Regions from separate parts of the Homo sapiens genome. Here region 2 is linked to region 1. Evidence: chromatin loops called from intact Hi-C (ENCODE). Cell type or tissue: PC-3. All regions are shown on one strand. Each heading gives the region's core, and the rest is flanking DNA. Links, peaks and the distances in the headings are about the cores only. Region 1 has its middle 70 kb from the start of LINC02399. Region 2 overlaps LOC107984543 (a long non-coding RNA gene).

Evidence for each region. Peaks named below come from ENCODE experiments on the same cell type or tissue, not always from the same donor. Only the 100,000 strongest peaks of a DNase experiment are listed, where the experiment ranks them.
Region 2: a loop joins it to region 1, with 2.7 times the contacts of the local background. A loop is called at or near these places in 2 of 110 quality-filtered maps.

Annotation. Positions count from the first base shown.
Region 1 is chr12:89,875,987-89,878,914 of GRCh38, reverse strand. No RefSeq gene overlaps it. Among named protein-coding and RNA genes, the nearest start is that of LINC02399, 70 kb to the left of the region's middle. In PC-3, for the core only: no CTCF peak of the experiment used is centred there; no DNase peak of the experiment used is centred there.
Region 2 is chr12:89,732,310-89,735,237 of GRCh38, reverse strand. All of the region lies in intron 2 of LOC107984543 (a long non-coding RNA gene), which reads right to left. Among named protein-coding and RNA genes, the nearest start is that of ATP2B1-AS1, 25 kb to the right of the region's middle. In PC-3, for the core only: no CTCF peak of the experiment used is centred there; a DNase peak (open chromatin) is centred at 1,387; H3K4me3 peaks cover 832 bases; H3K27ac peaks cover 2,429 bases.

The sequences.
Region 1 (2,928 bases), core at 194-2,693:
ACTGTATATATTTGAACCAATGACTTTCAGTAAGTGTGAGTGTGTGTGTAAGTGTGTGAGGGTGGAAGACACTTCAGTGCTTCCTTCCCAGGATTATTAATGTGAATTAACTATTAACTGATCAGTAATAAAGATGATGCAGTGAGAGAGAGTCAAGTTGAAACTGGACTGACTTCCAAGGTTATATCCTAATATCAGTAATTGCTTTGTAACTCTTAGGAAAATCCCTAATTTGACTTATTTTCATTCACTTTAAAAACCATAATCAATTATAAGTTATATTTCAATCCATTCCAGTTGAGTTTTCTTTTCTTTTCTTTTTCTGAGACAGAGTCTTGCTCTGTCGCGTAGGCTGGAGTGCAGTGGTGCGATCTCTACTCACTGCAACCTCCGCCTCCCGGGTTCTCGAACTCCTGACCTCAAGTGATCTGCCTGCCTCTGCTTCCCTAAGTGCTGCAGTTGAGTTTTCTTACCACTTCTAAGTAACACACATAGAAACTTGCTTCTCCTTCACCAAATGTTTGAAGAGGACATTTAGAAACTGTTACTCCTTGATAGCAGTAGAAGGATCACTTCAAATTAGAGTTGGAGAGAGTCTGATTTACAGAATGACAGTCTTAAAGCATTTAAAATGAAGATTATTTGGCAATTACCTAGGAAAGATTAAATATGTAGTAATAGTTTTATTAGTGTTTGCATTACAGGATTTACTGCTGTTTGTGTATTTGGTCACATGTTCCTTTTTTCCAATCAAATATTTGTGTTTTAATATGACAAAAAGTGATCAATTATAAATTTGATTAAAATAAAATTTCTAAAATGAATTCTAACATTTCCTTCCTATGAATAAGTACTTGTTAAATCTTTAAAATCACATATAAAGACCTATTTCCAAACAATAGGATTTCTTTTTCCATTACATATGATGATACGCCTGGCCAGAGCAGCCACATGTCATTGTTTATTCATTTATGCGAGATTTACATTTCATAGATGTCCATGAGCCCTTTTATCCTTAAATAAACAGTTTTATAAAAAGATGTATTACTTGTAAGTCTATATCATGAAAAGAACTTTTTCCTTTTTTGATCTGGCCTCCTCCTACCCTCACTTCCGTCATTTAAAAAAAAAATTTAAAAAGAAAGGGTCAGAGGAAATAGCTGGGGTTGGAAGGAGCCTAAAAGAATAAAAAAGCAGTTTATCCAGCAGCTGGTGGTTGCTTATTTGACATAGAAGTGACCAGACTCTTTCTAGATGTTTTCCTCCCATACACGATCTATAAACTTATAAAAAACTTAGAATATATAACACTTATTATAGATAACACTTATAATAATAAATATAAGTACATGCTTTATATGTGACAGATATGATTACTGTCTATGAGGATCTCTCAGTGTTTTGCAGGTCTTTATTTTTTAAATAAATAATCTTTAAAAACATTCCTGCAAAAAGAGCATAAGTCAGATATCTCAATTTTTAAAGGCTAGCGTAAAAAGTAAACATGAAGAGGCTAAGTTAAGGAAAATGCTCATGAAGATTCAGCTCTGGCATAGAATGCTGGTGTGAGTGTGTGTGTGTCCATGTGCACATGCACGCACACGAATGTGTCTCCATTTCTGCCTTTGCTTCTCTATATCTTAGGGTTTTTCTGTTTCTATGTTTCTCTAACTGGATCTCCTCTCTTACTTGCTTTATCAATCAATCTTTGGCAAAGCTGATTTTCCTTTATCTTGTCTGGAACATATTAATTGTCCTATTACAGTTTATCTTATACAAGCCGTAAGTTTCAACCCTTGCCCTAAATCTTGGTGTCTGCTCCACTAAAATATGGCAAATGTGGATGAATACATGTGAAACAACACATTCGAGGATGCAAAATGCCCTGATACATGTGGAGAAGGGAGTTGGGGAAGCAATGCCTGATGAATAGGAGAGAGGGGTTGCAGATATGTGGTGGGTATTTTTATATGGAGAACGTGATCATAATCCTATAACTTCTACCATGACCAAGGTAAAGGTATGGTACTGCCCCCTTAACTCCTACACAGTCAACAAACCCCTCCTGGGCATAGATGGGAGGCAAAAACAAATGAGGCCATGCTCTACCCTCTTGAATTTACAATTTTTTAAATGTAAACATGCCCAATTGTAAAGTGAAATATGTTACAGTGAAGCACATGGTTTTTTTTTAAGAAGCTCTGGGAGTATGAAGGAAAGGCTGGTCATATTCATTCATATATGTAATTTATCTTCCCCCCCTTTAGGCTGCCTTAAAGTTCAGTTAAATCTGATATCATCTTTACAAAATTTCAGGCAAGGAAAGGCAACAAGGAAGATCATAAAATATAATTTGTGCTGAATTATTTTTATATCCTCAACTCTGACCCCCAACACCACCATTTGAAGGCTTCTTGTCCTGTTACTTAAGGACAATCTTAGGCTTGCTCCCCACGCCCCAAAACTCTCATTAGTAATTGTAATGGTAGACTGAGCCAAAAGTGTCATAGTTACATCCTTCTCAACAAACACCCTAACAAGTCTTTTTGCCTCTGAATAACAGCAACAAAGACAAACCCCAGCTACCTAGGTCTGTGGGTTGGTAGTTCCCATCTTCAAGTCATTATTTAATTGAAAATGTATTTTTGATTTGTTAGAAAGAAAAATAACTGGCAAAGTTTATCAGGAATATATTAGCATAAAATGTCAATTCTTAATTTGTAAGTAATAATGTGGAAAATGGCAGATCATTAATTCCTGATTTGGTCAGTAATCAAAAGCTAGGAGACATTCTGAAATGCCTACTAGTGGATCTTAGGCAATTAAAACATCTCCCAATGTTCCTAGAATATTTTCACTCAGACTCTTGAATATGTCAAACTGGTTGGCAATATGCCAAAGTCAGAATAGATCCGTACCAATAAAGCA
Region 2 (2,928 bases), core at 199-2,698, 140 kb after region 1:
CATTTGAACTGGTGATCTGAGTACAGCAGATGACTCTCCCCAATGTGAACGGGCATTATCCAATCTATTGAGGGTCTGAATAGAATAAAAAGGCAAAGGAAGGGCGAATTTGCTTTCTCTGTTTGAGCTAAGACATCCATTTTCTCCTACACTTGGACACTGGTGTTCCCGGTTCTTGAGATATCTGACTCAGACTGGGATTTACACTATCTGCTCATTCCCTCACACATACCCCAATTCTCAGGTCTTTGGCCTCTGACTAAATTCCACCACTGGCTTTCTTTGTTTCTCAGCTTGCAAACAGCAGATTGTTGGACTTCTTGACCTCCATAACTATGTGAACCAATTCCTATAATAAATCTCCTTTTATATATACATGCCTGTATATACTTATCTTGTTGGTTCTATTTCTCTGGAGAACCCTGGCTAAGACAGTAACCTTCATGAGATCAGTGATCATGCTAAAGTTGTTCATAGATGCATCATTCCCCACTACCTAGAAGAGTTTTTCGCACAGGAGTTTCTTTTAAAATAAATAAATGCATGTTTCTGTTATCCAGTGCTGTGTAACAAATTACCCCAAAATGTAGTGGCTTAAAACAACAACCATTTCATTATATCTCATAATTTTGGGGGTCAGGAATTAAAGCAGGGCTCAGCTGGGAGATTCTTCTGTCAACTAAGCATCTTCAGTGATATCCAGATTGGTCTGGAGGGTCCAAAACAGCTTTCCTTGGATGTCTGATACTTTGGCAGGGATGACTGGAAAACTTGACTTAGCTGGATCTGATGACCAGAGTGCCTACACATGGCCTCTGCAACATTTCAAGGCAGTCAGACTTCTCACTTGATGCTTGAGGACTCCCAGAGAAGCATTCAAAGAGATGTGGACAAAAGATGCAAGACTCCTTTTATTTAGCCTTAAAAGTCCCACTCTGCAATATTCTATTTATCAAGTAAGTCACTAAGTCTAGCATATATTCAAGAGAAGGAAAATCTTCTCAAAGGGTGAATTAGCAAAGAATTTATGGGCATTTTTAATCTTCTACGATGCATGAAAGGAAAAAAAAAATGAACATGTAAAATCTGGCAGGGATCTAAAACAAGCAGTGATTTCCAAATCAGCCAGACATAAGTGGCTAAGAAGAAAGGAATTTACAACCCATACATCTTTTCTCTACCCACAAAAAGACCAACTTTTATAGGGAGAACAAACTCCTGGAAAATGTCCATTGAACACTATGTATTCACCACTTTATTGAGAACTTTATGTGTATTCCCTCATTTAGTCCTTACAAACCACACTACTGAGTGGATATTATTGTTATCACCCCATTTTTACAGATGACGAAATTGAAGCGCAGAGACATCAAGTAATGTTCAAGATTACACAATCAGTGAGTGACAGGATTGAGCTCCAAATTCAGTTTAACCTCAGATCCCACATCCTTATCCACCAAACCACAAGGCTCTCGTGGTAGGTATTATAATATATCGCAAGGCTGATTTTCTCCTGAAGAATGAGCAGAGGGGCCTATTTTAAGAAGATGGAAAGGACATGAGCTTTAGAATCAGCCTTGTGTCATACCTCTGGCTCTTCCTAGTATTAACTGTGCAGCTGTGGGCAAGTTATTTCACCTTAATTACTCATCTGTGAAATAGGGATGATAATATCTAGTTTGTAGGGTACAGTGACAATTAAAGAGAATATTTTAAAGTGCCTAGAATAGATCCATCACTTAAAAATACTTTAAAAGTTTTAATTTCTTTCTCAGATACATGACTAGTGCCCTACTTACAGAGAAAGAATCAATCCCATTGTATGTCACAATTTTTCATAAGAATTTCTCATTACATAATTAAATATTTATATTGAGAGAAAAAAGTGCTACAGAAATTTAGATTTATCTGTCTCTCTTGCCAGTTCAGTTTCTGTCCTGCCTAGTATGAACAAAAGAATTAATTCTTTTAACAAAAGGTTACCATTGACAAATAATTAGTATTAGCATTCAACACAATTTTTCATTGGTAATAGAAATAGTTTTAGAAAATGCTTACTTTTTAGTTACAATTAGTATTAGAATGACCTATAATATAATATGAGAAAGAAAAAAATGCTCTAGACTAGTATCTAGTTCCATAGTTTACTAAGTACCATAGGGGGAGAAATGGAGATATTAGAATATCAGCATTTCTGTTACAATCTTATGAACATGATTAGCATGAATATTTTATTACCAACAGTGTATAGTCACAGTTTTGTAAGAAAATGATTTTCTTTTCTACAGCTAAAAGCACAAAATTGGCACTCAACCACTTATAACTCTTATAATAATTTATACTTCTATTTTAATTCTTAAATTAGCTACTTGCCTACCAAATAACAAAGAATGTCGATTTTGTTTACCATTCTCAAGTTCTGTACTTTCCAAATAAGGATGAGAAATAAACTGAGAACAGGCAGGCAGTCCAAGTATACAGAACATAAGTGTACCAGGGAAGAAGTAGGACAGCTTGCAATGACCTAAGAAGAAAGCTTGGAGCAATTAGAAGAAGGAGGAGAAAACGTAGCTAGAGGTCAAGGGTAAAGCAGTTTACTATAGAGGCCTAGACAAATATATGACAAACACAGAAGTTGGAAACATTCTTGACTTCTAATAATGCTGTATTTATAAGTACCATATTTAAAAACCAGAATTATCCTCTAGCATACATTTTATAATGGCTTAAGTTACAAATTAGAGTTTTTAATCTCAGAGTAGGAGGACTTCTCTAAAGCCACAGAATATGAGTATTATAGAAGTAAGAGAGAAATGGGTAAGAAAACAAGTCCTGGTGATTCCAATCTTCTTAAAAATTATGATGCTTTCTTTCTTTCTTTCTCTCTCTCTCTCTCTTTCTTTCTTTTAACAATTGAGTAGAACAGCA